Linked DNA regions of Mus musculus: region 2 is linked to region 1. The links are chromatin loops, found by intact Hi-C in ENCODE. Cell type or tissue: gastrocnemius. All regions are shown on one strand. Links, peaks and the distances in the headings refer to the core of each region. The heading gives the core; the rest is flanking DNA. Region 1 overlaps Rasa3 (RAS p21 protein activator 3). Region 2 overlaps Cfap97d2 (CFAP97 domain containing 2).

Region 1 (11,089 bases), core at 2,076-10,075:
GTAGCACTTGATAGAAGGAGAGGAAGCAATGAATCTGTCTTGTATATTTAGGGGCATGATATGAAAGGGCAGGTCTCAACTTGGTGTACAGTGCCAGGGTGGAGCCGACCTGAAGTCTGAATGCAAAGTGGAATGTGTCTATCTACATTCCCCTGGAGCCACAGATAGCTATAGAGCCTGCTACCCTTATAGAGGTGCTGCCGAGTGCTCTGCTGCTAAGTCCAGGGATTAACTCTAGCTAGGAGTGACCTCATGTGTCCATACCCACCCACGTGACCTCACTGTTGTTGCTCCAGTCCCCCTGCATGTCTGCTCATTTCTATTTCTAGCTCTGGAAAGCAGGGCCCCCTTCTCAGCTGAAGTGTGGTATGAAGTATGAAGTATTAGTAGGAAGTACGATTGAGTAAGTCAGGCTACCTGCAGGAGCTGCACATCACGCCCGGGGTGGGTAAGCATCAGCTCCAGGGGGGCAGGAGGGATGAGAGAGGCCACCTCTGGAGAAACGCAGTATGTCCTCAGTTCCCCAGGTGACTTACCGTGCAGCGAGTTTGTGGCAGACGACACCAGTGTCCGTAATGACCTCACTTAGTCTCAGCTCCAGGTGGACCTTGCCCTGTAAGGCACAAGGATGGTGTCACAAGCAGACAAGGATTGTGGGAAATCTGTGGCCCTTCAAGTGGCTGGTACTTGTGCCAGAAGGTGCCAGACCTAGAAACTCAGACTTGGAGAGGTAATGGGCTTAAAAGCATAAAAAAAGGACATGTGGACACGCAGACATGTGGCCCCTAGGAATGCTACGAATGCATATGTCCAGGGCATGTTATAGTGAGACCCAGCAGGAAAGACTCTCCCAAGAGGGCTGCGATCTCCATGGGGAGGCCAGAGCATTCAAGTCTCATTCTCCATGAAGTTAATTTTCATGAATGCTTCTAGAAGGGTGACAGGTAGCTGGCAACCCCAACCTCCTTTGTTTATCTCTACACAGTCACACCATGAGGATGAAGAGGGAAAGGCATCAGGAGAGTAGGCCCTGCTCCTTAGCAGTATCCACGTGGGATGTAGGACCTCCCGTGAGATGTGGGACCTCCCGTGGGTTAAGTGCACACAAATGTTAATCCAAGATGCCTGTCATTAGAGAAGGGGAGGCTAAACCAGAAAGTCTCCACGGCCTCTTGCGTAGCTACACTTGGGTGGTTTGCTTTCTGTGACTGCGGGTGTGAAATCCCCACATGAAATGCTTTCAGGAGTGTGAAGATCACACCAACATTCTCACATGTGAGAGGATCACACCTTTGGGCTCCTGAGCCTTCAAACAAGGCCTTGCCTAGGAGAGCCCAAAACTGATACCTTAGTTCACAGTAAAGACATCATACCTGTCTGTCACTGTGAGCTAGACTTTCACCTTATCAAGTGTCATTCTGTGGGGAGCCCCTCAGGGACTCCTCAGTGACCTCAGTTAGGTGTAGCATCCCTTCAAAGACAGTCATGAACTATTACCCTACTAATAGAGAGAGTAGCTACACTTGGGTGGTTTGCTTTCTGTGACTGTGAAATCCCCACATGAAATGCTTTCAGGAGTGTGAGGATCACACCAACACTCTCACATGTGAGAGGATCACACCCACGCTCTCCCGTGTCTTCCTTCTGAAAGCCTTTCCCTTAACCTTTGTGCTTAATTCTATATTCAAATATCTTCATTAAATCCCAGCGCTAGTTCATACTAGCCAGTCCTGAAACGAAATCCTCTTTTGCATCGACGCCACAAATCCTGATTTGACTTGAACTGAGGTCTCTAAATGTCTAGGGACACTCTTTCAGGCTTCTGAGGTGACAGTGAGTTCTGGATCTCCTGCCTTTGCCACCCCAAAATGCTGACATAAGGCGTCTGGGTTGTCTTGGTCAGTTTGACACAAAGTTAGAGAACTACCATTGAGAAATGTCGCCACAGGACTGGGCTGTAGGCAAGCCTATGGAGCATTTTCTTCATCATTGATTGATGGAGGAGGGCCCAGCCCACTGTGGGTCATGCCATCCCTGGGTCTGGCTGTCCCCGACTGTCCCAAGAAAACAGGCTAAGCAAACCATGAAGTGCAAAGAAGTAAGCGGCATCCCTCCATGGCCTCTGAACTGGCTCCTGCCTCCAGGTTCCTGTCCTGGGTGATGAACTGCACATGGTAAGGTAGAATAAACCTATTCCTCCCCAAGTTGCTTTCTGCCATGGCATTTAATCAAAATAATAGGAACCGTAACTAAGACAGAAGGACCATGAAGGTGGGTACCAGCTCTCCCCACGCCGTGTCCCTGCCCTCGGCTGTTTAGTGATGAGGAAACCTCCAAACACTAAGAGGCACAATATCGAGTGAGTTTTGTAGCTCCATATTCCATGACTGTTGGAGCTTGCCGGGTGCTGCAGTGGCCATCCCCGGCCCCTGAAGTTGGCCTTACCACCAGCAGGCCATTTTTAGGACCCAGCTGTGAGCTGTTCAGATGGATGGAGCTCATTTCATCTTTTAGCCTCTGAAAGGCAGAAGCACTGGGGTGAGGTAGATGACCCCACCTCCCACAGCTGATGGCAGCTGCCTTCCTGTTTCCTGTTTTTCCCACACACTAGCGGTGCCCCCAAGACTCAGCACAAACACTCCTCACTAGGGCGGCTCCCACCTCAGTGAGCAGCGGCTTCCGTTTCTAGAGGTCTGGGAGAGGCCAGGAGGAGGTGAAACAGCCGCCACCGCCATGACCCCTCTGCACCATGAAGGTGCTCTAGGCAAGCCTGTGGCCAGAAGTCTCTCTGGTTCTAGCCCTGCACATGATGGGCGTTGCCTATGGGGAGAGGTGTCAGGGTGGAGGCTGGGAGGGGCCTCTTGCCCTGTGGTCAGGTGGTGCACAGCAACCCATCAGGTTTACACCTGTGTTTCAGCCCTCAGAGTCATACTTTCTGTTCCCAGGTCCCATATCTTGGTTCAGTTAGCTCCTACAGCACAGGGTCAGGTGCCTTCCGTCTCTTCAAGACCTGCTGAAGGACAGACAGGTGGCTCCGAATTCACTCTGATCCGAGAGAGAAACATTATTTCATGGCCTGGAAAGGAAGTGCCACAAGTCTTCCCTCCAGCCTTGAGATGAATATCAAGAATGTCCGAGAACAGAGGCGGTGACAGGTGGCCCGGTTCCACTGTATGAGGTCCTGAGAGGAGCTAATCGGAGTTCCTAGACCTTGTCACACAGCAGGGACTACCCTACTGAGTTCGCTGGGGACAAGGGAAGTACCTTCAGCATCATTCATCAGATACATGGGGGGAAAACCAGAGTCCACTCTCAGCACTCACGGGACGGACTAGAAACTGGTAACCAAAAGAAACCCTCCAAATACACGAAGATTACGACTTCCAAATATCACTCTGGTTAGAGAAGTCTTAAGGCAAATTTAAAAGTATTTTTAAATAAATGAAAATGAAAGTACAGCTTAGCAGGATTCGTGGGATGCATGTTCTGGGAAGGAGAAAGACCCGGAATCAGTAAATTAGGACAGAGTTATCCTCCGAAAGCAGAAATAACCAAACACACACACACACACACACACACACACACACACACCAAAAACAGCAAAATCTGAAAAGCAGGAAGTGAGAGGAAATCAAAACCCCAAACAGATCCGCTGAAGAGATCGTTGAAGCGATAGACCTGTAGTCAGGTTACCCAAACAAAAAGAGAAAGACGCAACTTCCCAAGACCTCAGTGAGGGTGTGTCCAACCTGAGCATGCAAAGGAACGCCGCCTGTGCAGCAAGCGGGTTGTGGCCCACTTAACACCGAGGGTGTGTACTTTGGGAAACAATGACTGCCAACGCTGTTATGAAGGGGGCTGTCAAGGCTCCAGGAAGATGGACACAGCTCAGATCTCTGCTTAGTGTCCCCAAAAACTTAACTGGTAACAAAATTTCGAATGTATTGCTGCCTCATGAAACTGAGAGGACTCCTGGCCAGGTCATCATGAGAGGGTGGCTCCTTAAGGGACACTCCCCTCTAAACCATCCCTACCAGCCTGAGTGGTCACTAGGCCAAGGCAGGGAGAAATGTGGAGATGGCTCTAGGTGAGATTTGTGTAGCCAAGACCGGATGAGGCACGCACAAAACAAACAAACAAACAAACAAACAAAAGCAAACAAACCCAGAGGCAGGACTGGGCCAGGGAAGGAAGTCAACACTTTTCTCAGCTCCCATGCTTTCAAAAACCCCAGAGAAAAAAGTGGCCCTTGACCATGGGCAACCACTGGCAACCTTTTATATGATCTGACACTAAAGACACACTCCCAAACACTCTGGGAGAGGTGGCATGCCCACCCCTTCTCTGACCAAGATGGTATTTGCCTGTATGAATGGCAGATCTAGGGTGACATACCATATGTCCTGAATACATTACATGTCCATAACCAGTTCAGAAACACAGATATGGGGTGTTGCAGTAGGGGAGGGGCCAGTGCCATCCTTCTCCATACCATTCAGAACCAGAGGATGCTGGAGGCTGTGGGGCGCCACGCCAGCTGCAGCCCCTGCCTTCCTGACAGGGCCATCCCCGTAGCTGACGAGTCTCTGTGAAGGGAGCAGCAGAAGTGGCTGGTTCTATATAATAAAGCGGCTCATCAAAGACCTCTGAACAGCGTTGGTTCCAGAAGGAAGCAAGACATTTAGCTGTCTTTTTCTCCACTTCTAGTGACACATGGTTTCTCTTGTGGGCCCCGTTCCCTCTGCTGTAATGTGTGATTCCTTCCCACAAATTACAAAACAGGTGGATCCAAGAACCCAAATGCCACTCTCTCTGCCCTTCTAGAAACTGTAAATGTGACATTTTCAAAACAAGCCACAGCTGCGGAGCAAAGATGGCGGTTACCATTTAAAGGTCAGGCTAAGGGGAGGTGCCGCCTCCCTATCTCGGCCACTGTGAATGAAGTTCTAGTGTCACACTCACCAGAGAGGGACCGAGTCCTACAGAGACCTACTTATCCCTCAGCCCAGCAACAGCAGCGAAGACTTATTTTTTTTTAATTATTTTTTTTTGAGATTTATTTCTTTTTACGTATGTGGGGATTCTGCCTGCATGCACTACTGTGTGTCACGTGCATGCAGTGCCTGCGGTAGCCAGAAGAGGGCGTTAAATCTCCTGGAACTGGAGTTATAGTTGGCTGAGGACTACCAAGGGGATGCTGGGCTTTCTTTAATTATTGCTCCATTTCTCCAGCCTTTTCAATTGCCTTTCAGGATCCTAGGTCTCAGACGACTAGAGGGCTGAGGTCAAGATCTATTTTCACTGACATACACGCCAAGCTTCAAGGAAAAATTGAGCTGCCCCAATGATGCCTTAGTCACCTTCCAGCATTGAGAAGAAATCCCCCTCCAGACATGAGATTGACATATGCATCTATACCGATAGCTTTGTGGTGATAAAATGGTTCTGAATCTTGATTGTAGTAGCTGTGATACAAATGTGTACAAGGGCTAAAGTTGCAAAGACATCTACTAGCCCAGCAGTATCAATAACTCACATGGTTAACAGGTATGTAAAATGTGGTTCAGGCCCCCAGCCTAAGGAAGGCAGGGATCCTGACACAGTACAACATTCATGGACCTGTGATGTAACACTCGTCTAACGAGACCGTCCCAAGAGATGAACTCACCTGAGTTCTAAGCAAAGTCGCTGCCTACCCACCCACCCACGCCCTCACTCCTGGCCCAGTGGAGTGGTAGATTCTGAGCCTGGGAACCTGGGTTTAATGGGTTGAAAGAGATCTGGAGAAGGGTAATGGCAAAGAACACAGGAATGCCCACGATGGCACTGAGCTGTACTTAGCAATGGTTAGAGTGGCAAGGTTTATGAGACACTAAAATCCCTGAACAGTGTGTGCATGAACTGCATGCGTGTGCATGTGTGTGTGCATGTGTGTATGCATGTGTGTGCGTGCATGTATGTGTACATGCATGTGTGTGTGTATTCTTGTGCATGTGTGTGCACATGCGCATACAGATGCTTGTGTACCTGTGTGTGCATGTGTGTGTATGTATATGTACATGTATGTGTGTGCTTGCGTGTGCATGCGTGCTTGTGCGTACACTGGTGAGATCAGACAGAATAAGTACACAGTCATGTGACCTGTACCAGCCACGCCTGGGTGCTCACAAATGTTATCCCTCTGAACCGGTAAGCCAGCCCCAATCAAATGTTGTCCTTTATAAGACTTGCCTTGGTCATGGTGTCTGTTCACATCAGTGAAAACCTAACTAAGACAGTTAGAAAGGCCAGGCTAGGGGGGCTTTAGACGGGGAAAAAGATAACATCCAAACTTCCTGGCAATATTCCTGTGGACTTCTGTTTGCAGCGTCCTGTGAACCTGCAGCCATTTAAAAATTCAATGCCTAATAAACAGCAAAGACTTGTTAATGAACTCTAACTCGAGGAAGACTACGCCTGGAAGGGATCTTGCAGCTCTGTGCAGGTGCTGAGCTGACCTTGGCCTTGGGAATCTAAGGAGGAATAAGGCTGAAACTCCTGGCAATGGAGAAGCTTCCTGAGCCAGGGAGGGAAGGGGGACTGTTGCCTTCAGAAAAGGCTCTCCTTTCCTGCCGGAGAACCATGATTGCTTCCGTAGGTGATCGCTGCATTACTTAGCTCCCACGGCACAAGTGGGCCCTTGGGAGGCTGGGTCAATGAATTGGAAATTACATGTGTCCCTCCGTGAGTGAAATTTCTGCATGCTCATTTGCACCGTGGCCATGAGATTCTACTCAGTGCCTCACTTTCTCTTGTGCTGATCTCACTGCCAACTCTACGGGTGGATGACCTTTGGCCTTGACACCCTTGCCCTGTGCTTAGAAAAGCCAGACTGAGGAAGAGAACCTTGAGGATGTGGGGCAGGCAGACTAGCCTCGTCTGTAGTCTTGGAGTCCTAGGACACAAGGATGCACAGCTCAGAGCTTCCCCCGTTAACTGTTAGTAAATTCTTTCTGCTGAGTTCTTTCCTACAACCCGGCTCTTTACAGTATGTCTGTTTCATGGACTTTCCCCAGACTCTATCTACTCAGGATAAAACCAGCATAAACCTCCATATCCCACAATGCACCTAGCACTGCTAGGCTACATGTAAGTCTCCATGGCCTACAAAACCTCTACTTTATACAGATGAGGCTTGCAGAGGCTGACCAACTACCCATGTTACTCCTGAACAGGGGAGCTGAATTCTGTGACCCAGCTCCCAGCCATAACATGGACATAGCAGGCAAAGTGAAAGGTCATTGCAGCTGTCCTTTATCTAAAACCAGGGCTCATGACAAGGGCCACAGTCATAAACAGGTTTGCACCCTGGGCATGTGACACCTGCCATCCCCTCTTACAGGCAATTTTAAGAGTGGCCATGCTAAGGTCAGTGTGATGGTTTATATATGCTTGGTCCAGGAAGTGGCACTATTAGAGGTGTGGCCTTGTTGAGGTGGGTGTGTCACTGTGGGTGTGGGCTTAAGACCCTCATCCTAGCTGCCTGGAAGTCTGTCTTCCACTAGCAGCCTTCAGATGAAGATGTAGAACTCTCAGCTCCTCCTGCACTGTGCCTGCCTGGATGCTGCCCTGCTCCCCTGCACTCCCCCTCCCCATGATAATGGACTGAACCTCTGAACCTTTAAGCCAGCCCCAATCAAATGTTGTCCTTTATAAGACTAGCCTTGGTTATGGTGTCTGTTTACAGCAGTAAAAACCTAACTAAGACAGTTAGAAAAGCCAGGTTAGGAGGTTTTATGCTGCTCATCAAGGGACAGCCATGCCAGGCCTACCTACCTAAGTGCGCATGATCTCTCTATTTCCGTAAGCCGGGTGCTCCGTCCCAGAGGACACACTATGCAGGCACGCCATGGGGTGGTTGGCAGTTCTGTGGCTCAGCTACTCTCTCCAGGAATAGCAGCACTGAGCATGCTACCCAAGTTTACGATTTGCTCTTTGCCGCTTCTTTCCCCCACCTTCTGTATTTTAAAGTTGCTTCCATCTGCCTGACAACGCACACCAGCAGCCAGAGCAACAAACATGACCGAGGAACAGGGCTGCAGAGCTCAGCCACAGAGGTGAAGACGCAGCCTGCTGGCTCCTCTCCATCTCAGGCCCACAGCCTGAGCTTATCTTACCCCAACCCAACCCACGTGCAAATCTCACCTGCACCTCTGAGTCTGCGTCCACGTGCTGCAGCTGGAACCATGTGTCCCTGTTGTGGTACCTCTGCAAGTCTTCCTTCTGGATGGCCACCTTGCCTGGAACACAGGAAGAGAGCAAAGGTCATGGAGGGGAAACCCACAAGAGGTCAAGGGGGCTGGAGCCCCACTCCTTAGTAAGGTTAGACTCGGAGCCTCCAAGCTGCAGAGCGCACTTCACACTGGCTTTGGTCAAGGCTGCAGACTTGCCTGTTCACATAACAGCACTTCCTGCAAGCTATACGGCAGAAGAACCAGTTTTTACAGATAAGCACTCTTCCACCTCGCCTGTACTTAAGTTGCTGCAGCAGGCTGACTATAAGAGAAAGGGGCCAGTCTATTTTCAGCCATTACTGGCCTGTCAGGCTCCCACACAGCAGGTCTGGCTGTCTACCACCTCTGCTGCCACCCTTTCCACAAAATGTAGATGGGAGCAAAACACTACATAGGTTTATGATAATGTGGTAGGAATGTGTGCCTTCTAATAAAAGCTACTGAATGGGACGCAAATGTGCAATCTTTCACTTATATGTCATGTGGCATATGTACGCGTGGCAAGTGGCCATGCACATGTGCCTGAAGGACAGTGGCTGCCACAGGGGCCCTCTTTCCCTCCCCCACCTGGTGGGTGTTCCTTTGATTTTTCCACTATAGGGTCCTGAGGCCTCTGACCGCTGAAGACAGCTACTGTGTGGCTCTTGCAAAACAGACCTTTGTCCCACAGTGGGAGGTGGTTTTTTTTTTTTTTTTTTTTTTTTGTCTCTAGTGAATTATCCCACATGAAACAAAAGTTTCATAAGATCGAGCTTATGTCTGTGGAGAAGGATAACAAAATCCTGCGGCTCTGGGCTCGGCTCTCTCTGGACAGCAGGCTAACCTCTGAAGCTCGAGGCTGGGAGACCTATCTATGTCCTTGCTACCCTGTGCTTCCGGGGCTGACGCCGGCATAGGGGGTGCTGGCCTTTGCAGAATACTCATCCTGACTCCCATTCCTTAGACATCGCTACTAGCATTTGTTTTTGAAGTCCTTCACTCAACTTTTACAAGACTCAAAACATTCAGAAGGAAGAAACATCAAAGCGGCATCTCCCTTCTAAGGTCCAGTATCTCCTGGGGTCCAGCATCTCCCTCCTGGGGTCCAGCATCTCCCTCCTGGCGCCTAGCATCTCCCTCCTGGGGTCCAGCATCTCCCTCCTGGGGTCCAGCATCTCCCTCCTGGGGTCCAGCATCTCCCTCCTGGGGCCCAGCATCTCCCTCCTGGGGTCCAGCATCTCCCTCCTGGGACCCAGCATCTCCCTCCTGGGGTCCAGCATCTCCCTCCTGGCGCCTAGCATCTCCCTCCTAGGGTCCAGCATCTCCCTCCTGGGGCCTAGCATCTCCCTCCTAGGATCCAGCATCTCCCTCCTGGGGTCAGCATCTCCCTCCTGGGGTCAGCATCTCCCTCCTGGGGCCCAGCATCTCCCTCCTGGGGTCAGCATCTCCCTCCTGGGGCCCAGCATCTCCCTCCTGGTGTCCAGCATCTCCCTCCTGGGGTCCAGCATCTCCCTCCTGGGGCCCAGCATCTCCCTCCTGGGACCCAGCATCTCCCTCCTGGTGTCCAGCATCTCCCTCCTGGGGTCCAGCATCTCCCTCCTGGGGCCCAGCATCTCCCTCCTGGGACCCAGCATCTCCCTCCTGGTGTCCAGCATCTCCCTCCTGGGGTCCAGCATCTCCCTCCTGGGGTCAGCATCTCCCTCCTGGGGTCAGCATCTCCCTCCTGGGGTCAGCATCTCCCTCCTGGGACCCAGCATCTCCCTCCTGGGGCCCAGCATCTCCCTCCTGGGGCCCAGCATCTCCCTCCTGGGGTCCAGCATCTCCCTCCTGGGGTCAGCATCTCCCTCCTGGGGTCAGCATCTCCCTCCTGGGGTCAGCATCTCCCTCCTGGGGTCAGCATCTCCCTCCTGGGGTCAGCATCTCCCTCCTGGGGTCAGCATCTCCCTCCTGGAGTCAGCATCTCCCTCCTGGGGTCAGCATCTCCCTCAGACAGTGAGGAAGATTACACGTGGAATTCTAGCTGCACCACACAGTTCTATAACTGTTTTCCTCGAATGACGACATAAGTATGTCTCACAAAGTAGCTCCACTGGGAAAGTCCACAGTGAGAGGAAACATCGGCGCATGCATGAGTTGCTCTATCTTGGAGATGGGGAGGAGCCTTAGTTGGATCTGCGCTTTCTGAAGCTCGGGTCACAAGGCTCGTGTGTATCATGATCTGAGCTCACCGTCCTCCCTAAACTGCCACACTTCCTCCCCAGTGCCTGGGTCAGCAGTGTGGGCGCCAGGTGCTCTGGTTCATCTGGGACCTTTTAACAAAATGCTCGAAGTGAGGACTTCTGTGTCAAGAAGCTGGTGTGAGTTCTGTGGCTGGGAGGGGTCAAGGAGCCTGATGCTTCTGTCTGACAACACAGAAGAGAAGGTGACGTCATGCAGATGTGCAAACCCATGGGGAGAACTAGTCCATTTCACAGCTGGGAGAACAAGAAGAAGCTGTTAAAGCCCTCTCCCCCCATGTGGAAGCTGGATGCCAGGAGGGAAATGCTGGGCCCCAGGAGGGAGATGCTGGACCCCAGGAGGGAGATGCTGGACCCCAGGAGGGAGATGCTGGACCCCAGGAGGGAGATGCTGGACCCCAGGAGGGAGATGCTGGACCCTAGGAGGGAAATGCTGGGCCCCAGGAGGGAGATGCTGGGCCCCAGGAGGGAGATGCTGGGCCCCAGGAGGGAGATGCTGGACCCCAGGAGGGAGATGCTGGACCCTAGGAGGGAAATGCTGGACCCCAGGAGGAGAGGCTACCATTCATCCATTCATGCATCGTCTGCTAGGCCTGGCCA
Region 2 (11,089 bases), core at 1,485-9,484, 120 kb after region 1:
TCCATACCTTAAATGATTTTCAAAAGCTGTTGGGAGATATTAATTGGCTCAGACCCTTTTTAAAGATTCCTTCTGCTGAATTAAGGCCTTTGTTTAGTATTTTAGAAGGAGATCCTCATATCTCCTCCCCTAGGACTCTTACTCTAGCTGCTAACCAGGCCTTACAAAAAGTGGAAAAAGCCTTACAGAATGCACAATTACAACGTATTGAGGATTCGCAGCCTTTCAGTTTGTGTGTCTTTAAGACAGCACAATTGCCAACTGCAGTTTTGTGGCAGAATGGGCCATTGTTGTGGATCCATCCAAACGTATCCCCAGCTAAAATAATAGATTGGTATCCTGATGCAATTGCACAGCTTGCCCTTAAAGGCCTAAAAGCAGCAATCACCCACTTTGGGCAAAGTCCATATCTTTTAATTGTACCTTATACCGCTGCACAGGTTCAAACCTTGGCAGCCGCATCTAATGATTGGGCAGTTTTAGTTACCTCCTTTTCAGGAAAAATAGATAACCATTATCCAAAACATCCAATCTTACAGTTTGCCCAAAATCAATCTGTTGTGTTTCCACAAATAACAGTAAGAAACCCACTTAAAAATGGGATTGTGGTATATACTGATGGATCAAAAACTGGCATAGGTGCCTATGTGGCTAATGGTAAAGTGGTATCCAAACAATATAATGAAAATTCACCTCAAGTGGTAGAATGTTTAGTGGTCTTAGAAGTTTTAAAAACCTTTTTAAAACCCCTTAATATTGTGTCAGATTCCTATTATGTGGTTAATGCAGTAAATCTTTTAGAAGTGGCTGGAGTGATTAAGCCTTCCAGTAGAGTTGCCAATATTTTTCAGCAGATACAATTAGTTTTGTTATCTAGAAGATCTCCTGTTTATATTACTCATGTTAGAGCCCATTCAGGCCTACCTGGCCCCATGGCTCTGGGAAATGATTTGGCAGATAAGGCCACTAAAGTGGTGGCTGCTGCCCTATCATCCCCGGTAGAGGCTGCAAGAAATTTTCATAACAATTTTCATGTGACGGCTGAAACATTACGCAGTCGTTTCTCCTTGACAAGAAAAGAAGCCCGTGACATTGTTACTCAATGTCAAAGCTGCTGTGAGTTCTTGCCAGTTCCTCATGTGGGAATTAACCCACGCGGTATTCGACCTCTACAGGTCTGGCAAATGGATGTTACACATGTTTCTTCCTTTGGAAAACTTCAATATCTCCATGTGTCCATTGACACATGTTCTGGCATCATGTTTGCTTCTCCGTTAACCGGAGAAAAAGCCTCACATGTGATTCAACATTGTCTTGAGGCATGGAGTGCTTGGGGGAAACCCAGACTCCTTAAGACTGATAATGGACCAGCTTATACGTCCCAAAAATTTCAGCAGTTCTGCCGTCAGATGGACGTAACCCACCTGACTGGACTTCCGTACAACCCTCAAGGACAGGGTATTGTTGAGCGTGCGCATCGCACCCTCAAAGCCTATCTTATAAAACAGAAGAGGGGAACTTTTGAGGAGACTGTACCCCGAGCACCAAGAGTGTCGGTGTCTTTGGCACTCTTTACACTCAATTTTTTAAATATTGATGCTCATGGCCATACTGCGGCTGAACGTCATTGTTCAGAGCCAGATAGGCCCAATGAGATGGTTAAATGGAAAAATGTCCTTGATAATAAATGGTATGGCCCGGATCCTATCTTGATAAGATCCAGGGGAGCTATCTGTGTTTTCCCACAGAATGAAGACAACCCATTTTGGGTACCAGAAAGACTCACCCGAAAAATCCAGACTGACCAAGGGAATACTAATGTCCCTCGTCTTGGTGATGTCCAGGGCGTCAATAATAAAGAGAGAGCAGCGTTGGGGGATAATGTCGACATTTCCACTCCCAATGACGGTGATGTATAATGCTCAAGTATTCTCCTGCTTTTTTACCACTAACTAGGAACTGGGTTTGGCCTTAATTCAGACAGCCTTGGCTCTGTCTGGACTTGTCCAGATACAACTAGATGTATTATGACAAATAACTCAGCAGGGATGTGAACAAAAGTTTCCGGGATTGTGTGTTATTTCCATTCAGTATGTTAAATTTACTAGGGCAGCTAATTTGTCAAAAAGTCTTTTTCAGTATATGTTACAGAATTGGATGGCTGAATTTGAACAGACCCTTCGAGGCTTGCCATCATTCAGGTCAACTCCACGCGCTTGGACCTGTCCCTGACCAAAGGATTACCCAATTGGATCTCCTCAGCATTTTCTTTCTTTAAAAAATGGGTGGGATTAATATTATTTGGAGATACACTTTGCTGTGGATTAGTGTTGCTTCTTTGATTGGTCTGTAAGCTTAAGGCCTAAACTAGGAGAGACAAGGTGGTTATTGCCCAGGCGCTTGCAGGACTAGAACATGGAGCTTCCCCTGATATATCTATGCTTAGGCAATAGGTCGCTGGCCACTCAGCTCTTATATCCCATGAGGCTAGACTCATTGCACGGGATAGAGTGAGTGTGCTTCAGCAGCCCGAGAGAGTTGCAAGGCTAAGCACTGCAATGGAAAGGCTCTGCGGCATATATGAGCCTGTTCTAGGGAGACATGTCATCTTTCATGAAGGTTCAGTGTCCTAGTTCCCTTCCCCCAGGCAAAACGACACGGGAGCAGGTCAGGGTTGCTCTGGGTAAAAGCCTGTAAGCCTAAGAGCTAATCCTGTACATGGCTCCTTTACCTACACACTGGGGATTTGACCTCTATCTCCACTCTCATTAATATGGGTGGCCTATTTGCTCTTATTAAAAGAAAAAGGGGGAGATGTTGGGAGCCGCCCCCACATTCGCCGTTACAAGATGGCGCTGACATCCTGTGTTCTAAGTGGTAAACAAATAATCTGCGCATGTGCCAAGGGTATCTTATGACTACTTGTGCTCTGCCTTCCCCGTGACGTCAACTCGGCCGATGGGCTGCAGCCAATCAGGGAGTGACACGTCCGAGGCGAAGGAGAATGCTCCTTAAGAGGGACGGGGTTTTCGTTTTCTCTCTCTCTTGCTTCTTGCTCTTTTTTCCTGAAGATGTAAGAATAAAGCTTTGCCGCAGAAGATTCTGGTCTGTGGTGTTCTTCCTGGCCGGTCGTGAGAACGCGTCTAATAACAATCAGTCCCCCAGTGACTGGTCTATTTGAGTCCAGGCAGGAGCCTCTCACCAGCTGGCTCACTGACTACCAACAAGAAGACACCCAGGGCTTTAAAGAGTTCCAGGAGTCCGGTTCTATAATGGCAGGAAAGGGAGAGGAGACTGAGAATATGTCTTCCCACACCTGTGTAGAGAGCAACAGAAGATGACAGTAGAAGACTCTGATAAATATAAAGGGTGCAATATTGTTGGAGGTAAGCATTTAATACACAAAGTTAGCAAATTCCCTTGAGTTATTTTGTATCGTTAGACCTGATAGGCCTTGTATAAACAATCAGGAAATACTGGAAAGAAAGTATGATTCCAAGAAGCTAACCTATGATACAGATGCTAAAAACCACCACAAGGCCTCTGGATCTAAGTATGTCACAATGCTAAACACGGACAGGAGACAGACCAAAGGCACAGTAGATTCAGTCTCAAATGCATATGAAAATCAGAAGACAGTCAAAGTGGTGTCACTGCAGACTCCGTGCAGACAGAAGTTGTCCCCTGGCTGTTCCAGAGGCTGGGAGCAGGCAATCAAGATGCAGAAATATATAAATTATAGATAATACAGAATATATTAATTCATTACATATTATATGTTATAATTATGCTACAATTATATATTCTATTTATATATTATATTATGCATAATATTGTTATATATTATAATGGATATATTATATGTTGTATTATTACATATTCTATATTCTATTTAATATGTATAATTTATATATGTTGCTGCACCTTGATTGTTTGCTCCCAGCCTAATATATATTATATACTATATATAATTATATGTTATATATAAATATATTTATATAAATATATTATATATTTAAATATATAAATAGATAAGTGTATCATATATTTGTATAAAGTATCTAAATCTATATATAAATTATATGTAAAATGATAAATATATAATATACATAATATAATGTATATTGTATGCAATATATAATTATATAACATAATGTTATACTATATGTTTGTTATTTAAATTATATATAAAGTATTTAATATATATTTATATACTATATAAATATCCCTTTATGTATAATTTAAATTATACAAGTTATTTAATACTAATTATAAATGTACATATTATAGATAATATAATATGTATCATATAATATTAATGTATTAATATATATAATTATATATTATCTACAATATTACATTTTAGATATGTATATAATATATAATATAATATATGTATATAATAGGAGATATATTATATAATATACTGTATTATGAATTTTATAACTATTATATAAATCATAGTATATAAATATTATAGACATTAAATAAATTAGATACATATTATATAAATAATAGTATATAAATGAAAATTAGATACATATCCTATAAATATTATAAACACAATAAAAATAAAGTATAAAATTATGCATAGACATATATAATAAATATAATATTACATTTTATAATGTATATTTATATATTGTATATTAATATATCATACTATATATTATAAAAGATAGGTAGATAGAGCTTATTGCAGTGCCCCCTGGTGGTAGAAGCACAAGACTGAAGTCCAAGCCTTGTGCCCTTTCATGAGGAGTGAAGAAGAGGACATCTTTGACACAAACCTTTGTACAGCAACTGCAAATTCATCTCCAAGGCTACACCTGCACACAGGGTTACCTCCTTGCTCTACACTGAGGAATAAGTTTCCCAACATGGATGGAGTGCCATGGCCATTTTTATAGATGGTGTCTTCCCCTAGTCCCTCTCACCAAGATCTCTTCTGCCATTTATCCCATTTAGAGGATCTGCCCCAGAATCTCATCACTCCCAAAGACTCCATCCCTGCTGCTAGGGGTTAATATTACAACATATAAATTTGGAGGACTCAAGTATTCAGGTCCCAGCAACAGCAGCATCTCAGACAAGTGGCGCTGAGTGCTAGGATGTTGCTTATACACAAAAGATAAACCTGGGTGTCTTCTTGCTGGCTGAGCCCAAGCTGCCATGGGAATACTGAACTAGACTGTTCTAGTAGCAGAGATTTATTTCTCAGAGGTGTGTGCACTAAGAGTCTAGGGTCAAAGTTGCTGTCAGGGTTCAGTTCTCGGTAAGGGTGGCTTCGTGAGTTGCATAGAGCACACCTCACTCACTGGACAGAGAGAACCAATGGGATCCTTTTGTCCCATTCCGGGTTCTGACCTCCCATGCTTCATTCAGATCCACGCTCCTCCAGGGGACCCTGTCTCTACACTCACCTCCTGGGATTAGAACATCCATCTAGATTTTGGGGGCTTGCAATCACACTCTATACTAAGATAAATTCCAGAAGGATTATAGCGTTAAGTATAAAAATGCACATGAGTGTGGTAACGCATGCCTGCACTCTGGGGCTAAGAGGAAGATCAAGGTTTCAAGGCCATCAAGCTTCATAGTAAGATTCTACCTAAAAAAAAAAAAATGTAGCTAGACATGGTAGTGCACACCTTTAATACCAGCATTTGGGAGGCAGAGGCAGAGTTCAAGGCCAGCCTGGTCTACAGAGTGAGTTTCAGTACAGTCAGAGCTACACAGTAAGATCCTAACTCAAAAAAAAAAAGTACAAAGGTATTTAAAATTATCTTTGCAATTAGTAGAAAACACAAAAATTACTCTATAGAACCGTAGTAGAAAAATATGCTAACCATAATCCAAAACCCTTTGAAAAAGAAGGGAGATTGATAAACTTTATATAATAATAAAAAGGTAATAGCATGGCATAAACTATTGTTGGGAGGGAAAGCAAGTGTAAGTGAAGGAAAATTATTGCACGTTACACCACAAAAGCTCATACTCATATGTAAGTAGGCTTTAAGACTGGAAAGCAGCTGGGCGGTGGTGGCGCACGCTTTTAATCCCAGCACTCGGGAGGCAGAGGCAGGTGGATTTCTGAGTTCGAGGCCAGCCTGGTCTACAGAGTGAGTTCCAGGACAGTCAGGGCTATACAGAGAAACCCTGTCTCAAAAAACCAAAAAAAAAAAAAAAAAAAAAAAAAAAAAAAAAAAAAGACTGGAAAGCAAAGATAGATGAGCAATGCAGAAAAACCAGCTTTCGGGAGAGTTTTAAGTAGCTTTTAGCCTATAAAAAAGATCGTTGACTTCACTAATAATAAAGACATGCAAGCCGAGCTTGCTCTCTCACTAGTACTGTTCCTCAAGTCTGAGCCTGGTGAGGACCTGGCTGTGCTCTGGGGACAGGACCACCATCGTGCCGGGCTGTGTGAGAGAGGCAGAGCCCCAGGGGAACTGAGCAATACCTCATAAAGTTGCGCACATGTTTAGCCTTTACCCTAGCAATCCCAACTCCAGATACACTGGCAAATCCACAAAGGCAAATTGCGAAAGATGTTAATTGCAGGCTTTTCTTTGTAAAAGCAAAATTGGAGCCATTTCAGATATTCTTCAATGGGCAGCTGGGTCAATAAGATGCTTTACACATAATGACTCGTATACAGTTGAATAAGGACAAAGAGACTTCTCCACGTGCTACTGTGACATGCCGTTAATTTCTGGAATGTAGTCTGTTGTGGCTTGTGCTGAAATTTAAGCCCCATCACGAGGCACATACATTGTGAGGGTGGAAACTTGAGCTACTATGATGTTTGGGGTGAAGCCCATGGGGGGGTGATTTGGATTAGACAAGGCCCTCAGGATGGCACCCCAGGTCTGAGTCCTGGGGGCTTAATAAAAACAGAGGGATGGTTTAAAGATGATTGTCTTTATAGTGGAGCTCCTGCCTGGCAGACATGAATATTGTTTCCATCTCTACATGGAGATAGATGATAATAAACAGATTATTGATAGATAGGTAGATTGATAGATAGATAGAAAGGAAGAAAGAAAGAAAGAAAGAAAGAAAGAAAGAAAGAAAGAAAGAAAGAAAATGATGGGTGGATGAGAGACCAGAAAACATGTAAATGTGTGCACACATGCACATACATACATACATTTTCATACATCAATTTTATCTCTTCCCATATCCCTGCATCTGCTGGGACTTGGCTGTTGAGAAGGCCAGCATCAGATGAACCAGGACTGCAAAGCAAAATAAACCTCTTTTCTTTATAAAGTACTCATCCTCAAGTATTTAATTCTAGTAACAAAAAAAACGACTGATCCCTGGTGTTTCATGAAAGACGGTGGGGCATACAATTTGTTGATAGTGTGGATGAAACAGGCAAAAATGTGTGCAAATGTTTGGATGCACACATACTGTGAAGTTAGTGTAGGCATGCTCTATATGACTTGATGTTTTTAATATGAAAATAAATATAACACTGGAAGAATTACTAATGAGAGGAGAACAGAGTTGAGAGAACTCAGGTCTCTCTTTTTTTTAAAGAGTTATTTATTTATTTACTTACTTACTTTTAGTGTGTGTGAGTACACTGTCACCATCTTTAGACACCAGAAGAGTATATCAATCCCATTACAAATGGTTGTGAGCCACCAGGTGGTTGCTAGGGATTGAACTCAGACCGTGCCTCTGAAAGAGCAGTCTGTGCTCTTAACTGCTGAGGCATCTCTGGAGTCCATCCATGCCTCTTTTAAAAAGCTGTTTGGGGCATCTTTGGCTTTGGAACTGTGTAAATATCTTACATTCTACAAAGCAAAGCAAATCCAAACGGTGTTCCCAACTATTGAGAGTGAAATTAAGCTGAGCACTGATGCACCTCATTCCTAGTCACACTGAGAAGACATAGTCCAGAGGCCTCTAAAATCAGTTCCTTATTCCTTCACAGCGACAAAACAGTAATATAAAGGGAGGGTATTAGCGGAGGCGTGTGTTTAGGGGGAGAGGTGGCCCTGCTGACATTTGCTGAACACATCATCCTATAAGAAGGTGTAGGCTGAGGTTAGGGTGGCTCTCTAGAAGGAATGTTGTTCTAACCTAGTAATACGGCACAGTGTCCCCCACAGCAGGCATGTGGGCAGTGTGCACCACAGCACGTATGCACACAGCGTGCACCACGGCAGGCATGTGCAGTGTGCACCACACAAGCAGGAAATACCATCTCCAATGTGAACCATCTACACGAGGATGCCTGGACTGTTGTCTCTGCAAGCCCTTTCCCACTATAATCAGCTATAGACATGTTAACTTTGTGGTGAGCTAGAGATTCAAAAGATAGCCCTACTGCCTCACCATTCTGGAAGGGAAGGACACACCCAAGGTCATTAGAGACAGAGGGCTCCAGGGCCAAGGGGCAATCCCATGCCCCACTGAACCTCATGACAGACTGAAACACATTAAGTGTTATTTTAAAATTCAGTAAGTAAGGGGCTGAGAAGATGGCTCCGGAAGTAAAGGGCTTGCTACACAAGCAAGAAGACCCGGGCTTAGAACCTCAGCAACCACAGAAGAATCTAGGCCTGATGGCTCCCACCCATCATCCTAGCGCTGAGGAGACCTCAGAGGCCGAGCATCTTGAGGGCTTGTTCTCCAGCCAGTGTAGCCAATCAGTGAGAAATCCTTTCTCAAAAAGCTACAGAGAGGATAGATAGATAGATAGATAGATAGATAGATAGACATGTACATATATGAAAAGCAATAAAGGAAGACATTTGACATTGACCTCTGACTTCCACATGTACATATTTATGTGTGCTCACTCCTACACGCATGTACAAATGTAAATATGCACACACACATCTAACACACATACACAAATTTGTAAATAAGCTATGCATGGTGGTGCACCCCCACGATCCCAGCACATAAGAGAATCATGAGTTCAAGACCACACTGACCTACATAGAAAGACTCTGTTTCAAAAGGTGGAAAAAATGAAGGTGGAATAAATGAAGAGAACTAGCGATCCATCCTGTGAAGATGACGTTTGCCTCTGTAGGAGAATCTCAGAGGTAAAAGCAAAGTGACCCACTGCTCTGACCCCAGGCAAGTGCCAACACCCCTGCGATTCTTCACTGTTTCTGACGTCACAAGAAAAGCAGTGCTGGGGAGATGAATGGCTCAGTGGATGAAGCGCTGTGTGGAGGCCTGAGGACCTGAGTCTGCGTCTCTAGAACCTATGCAGAAAGCTGGGCGTGGCAGTGCATGCCACGTGGGGATGGGCACTGGGGGACAGGTCAATCCCTGGGACTCCCTGGACAGCCAGCCTATCAAAACAATCGGTGAGCACCAGTCTGAGAGAGAGAGACTCTCGATTGAAGAATCAAGAGCAATAAAGGAAGACACCTGATACTGACTCTGGCCTCCATGTGTATGTGTATAAAGACACACACACACACACACACACACTTGTGCTCACATATACACACGCACACACACAAGAGAGAGAGAGAGGGAGGGAGGAAGAAGGAGGGAGGCATGCACGCAGACTTCTGCTCCTTATGATGAAATGTCATACGGCCGTCTATGTTTTATTCTTACCAAAGGGGAAAATTGAATTTGAAATTGTGACTGACAATTCATAGGAGATATCAAGCAATACTATTGTAAAAACTCAGATGGGGAAACTATAGACCAAATGACTCATTTTCCCGGGGCAAACGACCTTTCAAGAAATGTAAGGAAGATATCTGCTGATTACTGATTGGATCGTCTTACTTGTCGTAAGTCAAGAAGGAAGAGAAGAGATGGAGGAGGAGAAGGAAGAGGGAAGAGAAAGGGAGTGTGGATGGTGTTTGAATGTTGTGTGTTTGTGGTATTGAAACTCTGTGTGTGTGTGTGTGTGTGTGTGTGTGTGTGTGTGTGTGTGTATGTGCATCAGCCTGTGTGCCTATGTGTGTGCATCAGCCTGTGTGCCTATGTGTGTCTGCCTGTGTGCCTATGTGTATGTGTGCATGTGACTGTGTGTGCATGCATGTGTGTGCTGAAACACCTAGGCGTGGAACACATCCTGCTGGCTTCCGGGATGAGCTCAGATGAGGCAAAGGGCAGGAAGAGTGAACAGAGAGACGCTGGATAGGGATCAGGCTGTGCTGCATTGCAGGGGTGCCCGCCCTAGGCAGCTTCATTAATCACAACACTTCCTATGGTCGATTTTTTTTTCCTGTACTGAAGATCGAACCCGGGACTTGTACATACTAGGCACGTTCTCCACCACTGAGCTATAGCTTCAGCTCCGCTCCCTTTTTGAGACAATGTGTCACCAAGTTGCCTAGGCTGGTCTCAAACTTGCAACCCTCCTGGATTAGCATGCACCATCAGGCCTGGCCTATTGTTTAAGGTTTTATACAAAGGTTTAAAATAACTCCAAGAGGGGTTAAGCAGAATGACAGTCACATTCACTGTGCAGCCCTGGGTGACCCTGAATTTCCTGTGTAGACCAGGCTGGCCTACGACCTGCCCTGCCTTCTGAATGCTAGAGCAATGGTATCTGACTCTCCATATGTTTGAAACACCAAATAAAATAATGAGTTGGTTAAAGTTCACTCACAGTGAGAAGTAGATCCCAGAGCAATGGGTGCACGTGACCTGCTGGGAGAAGAGTGGGATGGATCAGTAGGACAACCAACCTTTATGTTCTAAAATAGCACCAGGTTTAGAGAGCCATCTGTCTTAGTTAGGGTTTTACTGCTGTGAACAGACACCATGACCAAGGTAACTCTCATAAGGACAACATTTAATTGGATCTGGCTTACAGGTTCAGAGGTTCAGTCCATTATCATCAAGATGGGAGCATGGCAGCGTCCAGGCAGGGTTGGTGCAGGCTGAGCTGAGAGGTCTACATCTTCATCTGAAGGCTGCTAGCAGAATACTGGCTTCCAGGCAGCTAGGATGAGGGTCTTAAAGCCCCCACCCACAGAGACACACCTATTCCAACAGGGCCACACCTTCTAATGGTGCCACTCCTTGGGTCGAGCATATAGGAACCATCACACCATCTTAGAAATAATACGAAACCCATGTATCTCTGCTC

What was found. Hi-C counts contacts between places; a loop is a spot of excess contacts. Peaks named below come from ENCODE experiments on the same cell type or tissue, not always from the same donor. Only the 100,000 strongest peaks of a DNase experiment are listed, where the experiment ranks them.
Region 2: a loop joins it to region 1, with 3 times the contacts of the local background. A loop is called at or near these places in 8 of 42 quality-filtered maps.

What each region holds. Positions count from the first base shown.
Region 1 is chr8:13,597,678-13,608,766 of GRCm38, forward strand. It overlaps Rasa3 (RAS p21 protein activator 3), which reads right to left. Exons shown (of 24, transcript NM_009025.2): 4 at 8,185-8,279; 5 at 537-613. Among named protein-coding and RNA genes, the nearest start is that of Gm34795, 19 kb to the left of the region's middle. In gastrocnemius, for the core only: a CTCF peak has its summit at 5,125 (motif pointing right); DNase peaks (open chromatin) are centred at 4,516 and 5,132; H3K4me3 peaks cover 829 bases; H3K27ac peaks cover 2,050 bases.
Region 2 is chr8:13,721,191-13,732,279 of GRCm38, forward strand. The region is part of intron 1 of Cfap97d2 (CFAP97 domain containing 2); the gene reads left to right. All of the region lies in intron 1 of Gm46032 (a long non-coding RNA gene), which reads right to left. Among named protein-coding and RNA genes, the nearest start is that of Cfap97d2, 21 kb to the left of the region's middle. In gastrocnemius, for the core only: a CTCF peak has its summit at 4,726 (motif pointing left); a DNase peak (open chromatin) is centred at 4,715.